Linked DNA regions of Homo sapiens: region 1 is linked to region 2. The links are chromatin loops, found by intact Hi-C in ENCODE. Cell type or tissue: psoas muscle. All regions are shown on one strand. Links, peaks and the distances in the headings refer to the core of each region. The heading gives the core; the rest is flanking DNA. Region 1 has its middle 130 kb from the start of MACIR. Region 2 has its middle 67 kb from the start of LINC02115.

Region 1 (5,388 bases), core at 136-5,135, 82 kb before region 2:
TGTTGAGTGATTTTTTTTTGAAAGCAGTAGCAGGTGGTTTACTTAGACTGTATTAATAGTGAAATTTCTTTTGTGATGCCACTGTTTTGGTAGACAAAATTGTGAGAGACACCACTCTCCTCCTTCCTCTTTCTACTCCACAATCTTACCTGGCACAGACTCCCAGTGCCTTCACCTTACATATTCCTTTTTATGTCCCCCTTCTCTTATCAAAATGAACTCTTAGGAAACTGGTAAATTGGTAAGGCCAAGTAATTAATTAAAGGAGCGTAGTGTCATTTAAATAGGAGTGAAATCCCAAAACTAAGAAAACAAAAATGACTAATATTTGTATCATATTCAATATTTGCATTAAAAGGGTATCCAGTTTCATGATGGTAAGGTATTTGCTGTTTTGATGTTACATATTTTTATTTGTTTTGCTTATTGCTGCATCCCCAGTGCCTAGAATAGTGCCAGGCATGTAATATGCACATAATAATTTTTTGTGGTATAAATGAATGAAAAATAATTTTCTTATTTATTGAGACAGGGTCTCCCTGTGTCACCCAAGGTGGAGTGCAGTGTGTGATCATGGCTTACTGCATCTTTAACCTCCTGGGCTGAAGCAATCCTCCCATTTAGGCCTCCTGAGTAGCTGGGACCACAGGCATACCCGATGGCACCTGGCTAATTTTTAAAAAATTTCTGTAGAGATGGGGGTCTCTGTATGTTGCCTAGGCTGGTCTTGAACTCAAATAATCTGCCTTCCCTGGCCTCTCAAAGTTCTGGGATTACAGGCATGAGCCACCGTACCCAGCCATAATTCTCAAAATGCTTCTTCATGTACTTATTTTTTTTTCCTATTCCTGCAACTCTCCTAGAATATAGACGTCACAGCTATTATTAAAATAATTATTGATTTATCTTCCCTTTTGTTTATCGGTAACTAATTTACATGTAAACATATGTAATGTTCCTTATAAATTCTAATTCCCTATAAATAGAATATATAATAATGGAAGTTTTTTTTAATGGACAGTCTTTTTGAGCTTATGCTATTTTGCATTTTGCATTTTGCACTTTGCTGATTTGTCAGACAAAGTACATCATCACTTTGGAGACATCATCTTTGTGGAGACAGCTTTTCTTTGGCGATAAGTGACAAAGTGGTATGCTGCTCGCGGGCCATTTCTATCACCGGAACTAATCTGTCACGGTGTGGTTGTGTGTGATAAACCACTTACTGCACAGAGTAATAGGAATCCCACCCAAGCTATGCTCACTCCAGTCTATTTTTTCTTAATAAATAGAGTTAAGCAAAAGATCTTCCAGATTGTGCCATTTTAGTTGAGAGAAAATAAAACAGAAAAGTCAAAATGGAATGGCACTCCTTTTCCTTTGTGATCCTCTGTAAGGAATGTAAGATGGCAATGGAATATTAAGGTACATGGCTTCTGATTTATCCTGAGGTGGTGGGAATTGGCTTGGATTCAGGAACTCCCCGCATACGCATGTTGTGCTAGTGGAGTGAGTTAATTGCTTGGCTTTGGAGCCAGATTTGGGTTGAGTACCAACTCTTTTACCAACTTTACCAATGGAGCAATTTACTTAGGGCCTCTCAGCTTCTGTTTCTTCATCTTTAAGATGGTGATAACAATAGCATCTATTTCATTGGGAGAGTTAAATTTTAGTTAAATTTTTAGAAGTCTGCAAATAATTTCATACCTGGTGCACACACACAGTTGTTATGGCTTTGATGAACACTCCTTGAGTATCTACTGTGAGCCCAGAATCATGCCAGGTAATTTTCATATGCTCTGCAACTTCATACCTACATCAACCTACTTTTTCCCAGTGAGAAAACTGAGGCTTATAGAAGTTAAATAATACACTCAACGTGACACAGCCATTGGGGTGCTGGGAATTTGGATCTCTCTCTCTTTGCATTATACCATGTGGCCTTTCCGGGGTTTTGGTGCCCAAACAAGTTGAATCCATTCCACAGCTGTGTCCTCAATCATAAATACCTCACCTTAAGATATTGGGGAGATAAGACACAAGAGCATTTATCAAAGCACAGGTTTATCGAACTCTCTGGACATTTCTCCTCTTTCATGTTCTTTGGGGAGTATTTTTGGTGCCGAGGCTTGGCAGGGCTCAGCTGAAGTGACACTTCCTCAGAGAAGCTTTCCCCGACCACCTCTCTGGGGTTGTTATTAAACCATGCCACAGCTGCTATCGTGACATTTGTCATGGCCTGAAACTATATGTGTATTTGCTTGGGTCCTCGCCTGTTTAACCCCAATGCACTGTAAGGTCTCTGAGAAAAGGAGCTTTGCTTTGTTTACTGCTATATTTTCAGTGCATGGCACAGTGCTCAGACACTGGGAGGGACTCAATAAATATGCGATCAACTTACAAATGAAGAAGTGCAACTGCTGTGAAAAGGCTGCAGTCCTGGGAGGCAAGCTTTGTGTTGGAGCAATCACACTGCCAGGCTTTCAGTAATAGATAAAAAGGTGGGGGTGGGGTGAGTAAGAGTTGCCTGAATTCTCTGCCTGTAGGTCTGCTTCATGCCCTTTTGATGGCAGGAGGGAGCTGTCCTGATTTTTTTTTTTTTTTTTTTTTTTTTTTGGCCAGGGAATGAGGCCTTGAGGTGCAGCCTGTGGCTAAATATGTCACAGCTCAGCCTCTGCTTCATCCTCATTAACTCCACTTCATAGCTGGCCAGAGGCAAAGATTAATTTAGTGACCAAGCTTAATAAATAGTTGCTTCTGGTCTTACATTTCAGGCATTGCTTTCAGAGGCTGAGAGCTCATTGAAGTGCCAGTTTCAAGATGTCAAGGGCAAGCAGCTGGGCTTGAGGGAAGTGCAGAGATATTTCTGCTGAGCCTTTGTTCCCCAGCCCATCTTGAAATCATCAAAACTGCAGCGACGACAGGAAAAGCCTTCAACATCCATTTCCTGTGTAGCCTAAAAACCATGTTTCTCAAACCGATTGCCTTTGTAAGACATTGCTACATACATGATTCTCCACGCATGTCAAGCAACTCTTGCCTACAATGTAGTGTGGGAAAATTTTAATATTTGTCACCACATATACATTTTTATTTTATCACCACATGGCATCTGACACAGAAATCTCTAACCTCTTCCCTCTGGAAGGCCTTGGTGGAGTTTCTACTTTGAAGGGAGCTTGGCTCTGGGCAGCCATCTCTAGTGTAAATCAAGTCTGAGGTACTAGACAGTAAACAATATTGTACCCCACAGGGTCTGAGGTGACCTGAATAAGTTCCGCGGTGCGTCCACCATAGCGATGACATCATTACAGCATATGTGTATGCCCATATCTATGTGTAATTGTAATGTATAATTAATACGGAGCTAAAATTAAACTCCTGGGTGAAAAGAGATGGGCAGGCTGAAGAGGCTGAGGAATATTAACCTCTAAGATGCCGCTTGGTTGCAGCAGCTGTAGGATGGCAGTGCTCTTAGCATCAATGTGCGTGTGTGTGTGTGTGTGTGTGTGTGTGTGTGTGTGTATGTGTCTGTGTTCCTTTTTGTTGTTAATGTTTCAGCCTTGAGGAATGAGAATTTTGCAGTTTATCCACACTTCATCCCCTCCAAGCTCCCTAAGAAGCCTTTGTTTCATTTAATCTTGTCCTCGGGCCTCTCACTTACGTACTTTCATTTTTCTAGATAGTGTAATTAATTTCTCTCAAGTGGGGAGACTGACAAAGCAGGCAGAAATAGGACATAAGCATCGCTTTCCTGTGGCGGCAGTTCCTTCACTCTCTTTTGGCATTGACTTTGGACAAGAAAGTATGTGACCTGGAAAAAGTTCCTGACTCTTGTTTACAAATAGTGCTCACAGCACCCTTCACATTCTTTGACCTTGAAAAGAGGCGACCACGGAGCACAGTTGTTACCCTTGATTATGAATGAAGTTTGACTCTTGGAGAAGGTATTCTTTGAAACAGTTATCTAGGTAACGAAGTTTATTTTTGTTTATCAAACCCATACATCACTTCAGCCTCTGTATTATGAGTTGTGCTAAATGTACATTACTAAGAATATAGAGAAAGGTTATTTTCACTTCTTTTCTTCCCTAATGACTATGTTAAACTCGTGGGCAGGCATGGACTAAACAACCATCTGGCAAGACATGGCTCCTTAACTCCCACTTCCTGTTGTCTAAACATTGACTTCTATTTAGCCAAAGGCACTACCACGTTCTACCAGAAGTTATAGTTGTTTAAGTTCTGCATCTCTTGTCTACTCCTTGATCCTGCTTCTCTCCACTTGGACAATGATCTTATTTCTTATTAGTTTTAATAACCTCTGGTTTCAAAGGAAGTTTTCTAGTCCACTACTAGAGCACTTTCTAACAAGGCATACTACCTGCTTATCACAACATCTTACGATTCACCAATTCCAATGAGGGGTGTGTGTGAGAGAGAGAGATTTAACAAAATCATTCATTGACACTTGCTTGTCTGCAGCAGCAACTGTTACATGATTTTCAAGTTTCTCTGTGTTCTGCCTTTGTCACTTCGATCTCAAACAAGCTATTGAACAACTTTGAACCTTGGCCTCCTTATTAGTAAATGGGAATAGAGAAGCAAAGTTTAATTCTCACTGGGTGTTGGGGATTGGCAAAGCATCCAACATAGATGAAAATCTTCAGTATATTTTTTGTCTTTGCTGAAGTAGAAAAACCAATGCTGAAGTTGCAAAAATATGCATCTTGGAATAGATCAGAATGTATATTTAACTGACTGGAAAGTCCACTTGACAAAATTGGTTTGAATCCTACATCAAATCTGTTGCTATTAAATTGTTATTTTGACAATATAATTTTTGAACTATTTTAATTGCCTGTAATCCCAGTACTTTGGGAGGCTGAGGCAGGTGGATCACTTAAATAAGCCCAGGAGTTCAAGACTAACCTGGGCAACAGGGCAGAAATCCCATCTCTACTAAATATACAAAAATTAGCTGGGTGTGGTGGCACACACCCGTAGTCCCAGCTACTCAGGAGGCTGAGGTGGGAGAATCATCTGAGTCCTGGAAGTCAAAGCTGCAGTGAGCCGTGATCATGCATGGCACTGTACTCCAGCCTGGGCGATGGAGTGAGACCCTGTCTCACATACAAAAAAAAATTTAAATTAAAGTGACTCTTCTGAAAGATTCAAATAGAAAATAAAGCACTAAAAATAATACCACAAAATATATCACTGGCCAAGTATGGTTATTTTTATGATTCTTATATTATTGTTACATTATGATTATGGTGACAAAACTTATTTATATTTACTTATATATGGTTATTTAGAAAATTTAGAGAATTAAATGATAAATGGTAGTAGACCCAGAGTATCTATAAAAACAGGCTTAGAAGAACA
Region 2 (5,388 bases), core at 235-5,234:
ATGAATTCTCTGTTCTCTATAAATTATTCAAAGCAATTTCAGCTTACCAGAAATGAATTTCCCTTTCTATGCAAAAGGCAAGTTTTGGTCATTTTCACCTTAAAATAACCTAATGATACTCAAGAGTAAATAGATGGATACAGAATATTTCTCAAGAAATTTGTCCTGTGAAGGCTAAACTGACCTATATACATATCTCTTTGCCAGATTCAAATGCAACTTGATATCTGTTAGATTAAAGAACTGGGGAGAATTAATATTAAGTTGACCTTGAGCTCTCTCAATTTCTGATGAAAAGTTTCAAGTTGCAAATGTTCCTTCTGTGCTTTCAGAACACATTTTTTCGTAGCTAGATAAGGCATTCCATTTGCAAGCTTTTTAAGATTTCTTGGATAGAATTTTATGCAACTTATTCAGTATTATAATTCCCATGATATAACAAATGCATCTGACCACCACACAAAATGGCAGTGATTACAAAGAGATTCAATGACCACAGCCTAGCTTGCCTTGTCATTGTGTTTGGCCCAAGGAAACAGGAGATAGCAGTCTGTGCCATTATGCAATATTTAGGACAAGGATGACTCAGTTTAAATGGAAACATTATCTTAGTTCTGAGGTAAAAGGGCAGCTCTGCAAGGAAATACCTTTTATGTAAACAAAGATGACAACCTTATCCCAAAGGGAAAAATGCAAATGACATATGTACTTCATGAATAATTTGTCTTAATTGTCCATTCTTGGAATCATACTCCAAGAATTCCTTGTGAAGAACAAAGAGACAAATTTTCATTGATTGATTCTCCCATTGCTGCTTTAGCAGATAATTGACTCAAATAAGGTAATTCCAAGAAAAAAATTTATGTACTAGGGAACCATAAAATAGTTTCCACCCTAATGAAGCCTCTGACATTTTGGTTAAAACACTTAAAGAAGTGTGAATAGTGGTTTAACAGTCTTTGTGCAAACGTTGTCAGGTTTCTGGAACACCTTTTCCAAAGGCTCTGCTGCTATAACTGCTGCTGCTGTTGCTAATGTTAGGCATTATAGCCTACTGGAAAAATCTGTGGAAGAAAGAGATCGTATGCTTTCTTTTCAAATTTTTGAGCATAAAATGTAAATAATCAAGCATTTATCTGACTATAATATATCAGGCAGCTAGATAATCCTGCTGTTCTGTTTGGTTATTGGAGTTGGGTTAGTGGAAGGATTATTTAAAAACCCAATACCTAATTAAGGATGGAAGGTAGGTAAGGAGTCCAGATTTACTCTTACTGTTCTGGGCACAGTTTTCTAAATTGAATACAAAGATACCAATGGATATGAAGAACATACAGATTTTCTCCATCACTCCAAATGCATTGGCCATGTCATTGTTTGCTGCAGAAGTTGAAATGGCATCCTCCCAACCCACAATTTCACCAACAGAACTGCTTCTGCATTGTGTCCCAACAACAGGATGAGGTGAGGGCTCAATGTTCTTGAGATTTAGAGAGAACAAATTACTGCCCACAAAATTACAACATCCATAGAAAAAACAATATTGTATTTTTGAAGGATGGCCAATGTCCTTTTTAAATTCAAATTTAGAAGGAAACATACTCCTTTATATTTATATATTACAGATTAAAAATAGCAAATTACCAAAGACCTATGTCTTTTTTTATAAAGAGCAATATTAAAGATCTCATTAAAAACTCTCTAGTATTTTGCAGGTTTTTTATGATACATTAATCTTTTCTTTTCTCTCAGAGGTGTTTTAGCCTCTTTCTACTTTGAACAATTGACCCTGTGCAAGGAGAAAGACGGCCATGTTGAAGAGCTGATGCACTGATACAAATATGAATTTACAGAGCATCAGTTCTCAACTTGAGTGTGCATGACATTCATGATCTGTGTGTTTATTAAGATCCATATTCCTGAGCCCCACTGCATAAATACCAATTTGGTAGACCCGATGTGATGCCTGGAGTATCTGACAACTGCCTCGGTGGTTCAATTTGAGAAACACTGAGATAGAGAGGTAGGAATAGGCTGGTTATTTTAAGTGCTCTTTCAAGAACTACTTTTATGTACCTACAGTTTGCATTTGGCATCCTCAGTTTGTCCTTAATGGGTCTGTCTGTGTCTTGTGATGTCCGCCTCCCCTTCCAGCACTCCCTGACCTACCAGTGCCACGCTGCTGCACTCAATTGCCCCTTCACCCTAGGGAAAGGGGATATATCTGATGTGGTGCAGAAAGACCCCTCTCCTCTTCCTCACTTGAGCTTTATTTCCTTTGGTATTTTTCTTTATACCAGGTAGCAGCACTTAAGAAGCAGCCTGATAAACTGTCTAATGCTTGGTAGGAATATAATGATTGAAAACAGTTTAATGCTCCCTCTTCAGGTCCTTTGTTTTAGCTGTTTCATTCTCCCAGATCTTTGTTTTACCTTACATCATATCTTCTGAGACAGACTTCCCTGACTATACCTTGAAAATAGCCTCCCAACCTCATCCCACCCTTTCAGCCACTCTCAAATCCAAATATTTACCGGTATCTAAAATTGTCTTCTTTCTTTTCTGTCTTTTCCCATAGTAAAGCATAACTTCATGAGAACTGTAGGCCTTGTCTACCATTTTTGCAGCTCTATTCCTGGCATATAATAAGTTCTCAATAAGCATTTAGTAAGTAAGTAAATGGATATGGATTTCTCCCAGGAATATATTTTAAAAGCAGACATGAAATGATGGCTTTGCTTTTATCCCTGGGAATTTCAGGTACTGGGCAGCCTGGAAAGGGAGCTATTTTTGGATACTAGCCTTCTAATTAACAACCTGAACATACCCTTGGCAAGTGGGATTTGGTTTTAGGGAGGAAAGCAGAAGGTGATGAGAGAAAGTCAGAGAAGCAAAGGGGTGGATTTCTTCCCATTCTAAAATGCGCTTTTTTGAGGGGTGGTGGGGGACTTCTTAATACTTGGAAGATTGCTCCAACAAAGTATTATCCTAAGAAATGTGGTCATCCTATAACAGACAACATTCCCCCCACATACCCTAACACCCTAACACCCTCCTAACCTAGAACTAGCTGCTTAGTGCCATTCCTTTCTTAGGGGAATTTGTCCAAAGTCAGAAGCTGGTGACCAGTATCAACAGGAGGATTTCAGATGAACATCAGCTACCTGGCTTAAGGGCTGTAAATCTATTGTAAATTGCATAATTTTTAGTCCTTGTTTTTCTATTTCGGAAGAGAGGGTCTAAATTATTTTTTATGTCTCTTCCAGCATTAACAGGAATTTTATGATTCAAACGATCCATGGTCTCTGAAAATAATCATGCATGAGTAAGCTGCTCCATCTACTGGGCATCTCTTAAATTACAAATAAGATTCCAATGAGGTATGGGAACTTGGAGATGACCTTAAGATCTCAATTATATTAACCACATGCATATATTGACTTGTTCTCTTCTTTCTAAATGCTGCAAGCATTCTTCTATTAATTGGGCATTTCTCTGCTTTACTCTTGTGATCTCCGCAAATGATGCTCACAAATCCTACTTAATAGTTCACGTATTTGCCTCTCTGTAGTCTTACACCTTTCTCTAGGGTCTGACACAGTTAGGATGTGGGAACAGGTGAGATCTAGAGTAGAATCAGATTGTCAGGGAGAGGTCAAGACCCAAGATGTAAACCTAGGAGCTGAACCTGGGGTGTGGTCTCCAGGAGCAGGTGGTTTGCAGTCAGGCACAAAACTAGGGACACAAGCATTAGGAAGGAAACTCAATGTAGTGGAAAGAAAGAACATCATCTTTTTAGGCAAGCAAACCTGAGTTTGAATCTGTACTACTTGGCTACACAACCACGGGCAGTTTACTGAGAATGGGGTAAAAACGTGTCAAGGGGATGGAATATAGTATCTGAAACTATGTCCCAGGCCCTGTAATCACTGGTTTACATACATTACCTAATTTAATCCTCATAAAAGCCTTATCAGGTATTATATAAACACAATTTTCTATTAAATGTTGGTGGCTCATTGCTTTTTTTATCCCACACATTCTTCCTGGATAATCTGGCCATGCTTGTGATTTCAACAACAACCTATACAACTCCAGCAGACACTTGATTGTTGCAGGTTAGAAAAGATAGTGGAGAATGATAGCATTCGATGGCTTTTTCAAAGATTTTGCATTAGAAAGGGAGGAGAAATATGGAAAGTTACGAGAAACGTGCATTCAAGGTAGCTCCCCCCACCACCCCCTTCCCCAGGATGGCAGAGACAAACATGTTTTTAGGTTGAGAAAAAGTGAGATCAAAGATATAGATAAGTCAAGTCCAGACAAGGTGAGCCCACATCAAGACAGGTCCACTCTCCCACTAAGATGCTTTTGTCTAGCAGACAAGTACTTCAAAGCAGCATTTGACTCTACTGACCACTTCCATCTTCTTGAAACACATTCCTCTTTGGGCTCTGGGAACAAAAGACTCCCTTTCTTTTCCTCTTGCCCAGTTCCTGCTCAGGCTTTATTGCGAGATCATCCTCCCGCGCCAGACTTCTGACAGGCTCTGTCCTCCACCCAAGGGCTTTGTCTTCAGCTCTCTTCTCTTGTAACCGACATTCTTCCTAGGTAACCTCATGGCATATAATACCATCTCTAAATGCAAATGATTAACATAGCTGAATCTCTTTCCAGGTTTCTCCCCGGAGCTCCAACATTCTGTCTCTACCATATAGTCACCTGAATATTTAACAGGCATGGGGCCATTTGGGTTACAATGGGACCATAAGGTGCCATCAGAAATAAACAATATTGTTTCCTTTCACCATCCATTCAAAGTTATTCTTTGGGCCTGTTTCTCTTCTGCCTCTTGGTTTAATTCCAGGGTAAGTCCCAAGAGTTACCCATTTTTCTGGTAATTTTTAGTTAACCAAAAGTTGTAGCATAAAATGATTATTCTAAGGTTTTGGGCTGCAGAGCCAAACTGACCTTCAAAGCTCACACTCTATTCCACTTCTCCACCCTATCTCCATTTACTTTTAGAGCTTTACAGCTTTTAAAAGTGAATTGTTAGCCTCTTGGCAATTTTGGAAGGGAATATCGCTCATTTTTCTTTGATAAAAGGAAATAAAGATTAACAGGCCTTAGCTACAAAAGACATTCAGGATACATGCATAAAATATTTAATCTTATTTCATGCTCCAAATTTTATTCTTTGTTCAAAATGAAGTCTCCTGTCACTATTGTGTGCCATGCCATCCCCTGGACTCCTCACCCAGCATAGCAGAGTAAATATGCTGCGATGATCAGAATTCCTGAAATAGAGACAAGTATTTCAAACATAACACTGTGTTTTTCTTTGAGCATGTGTAAAGCCCAGTGTGTGAAGTGCCTCCTAGTCCCCCC

What was found. A loop is a pair of places that touch in the nucleus more often than their neighbours do. Peaks named below come from ENCODE experiments on the same cell type or tissue, not always from the same donor. Only the 100,000 strongest peaks of a DNase experiment are listed, where the experiment ranks them.
Region 1: a loop joins it to region 2, with 2.0 times the contacts of the local background. A loop is called at or near these places in 4 of 110 quality-filtered maps.

The regions. Positions count from the first base shown.
Region 1 is chr5:103,390,699-103,396,086 of GRCh38, forward strand. No RefSeq gene overlaps it. Among named protein-coding and RNA genes, the nearest start is that of MACIR, 130 kb to the left of the region's middle. In psoas muscle, for the core only: a CTCF peak has its summit at 2,599; no DNase peak of the experiment used is centred there; H3K27ac peaks cover 1,235 bases.
Region 2 is chr5:103,472,494-103,477,881 of GRCh38, forward strand. It overlaps the pseudogene PDZPH1P. Among named protein-coding and RNA genes, the nearest start is that of LINC02115, 67 kb to the right of the region's middle. In psoas muscle, for the core only: a CTCF peak has its summit at 3,332 (motif pointing left); no DNase peak of the experiment used is centred there; H3K27ac peaks cover 1,228 bases.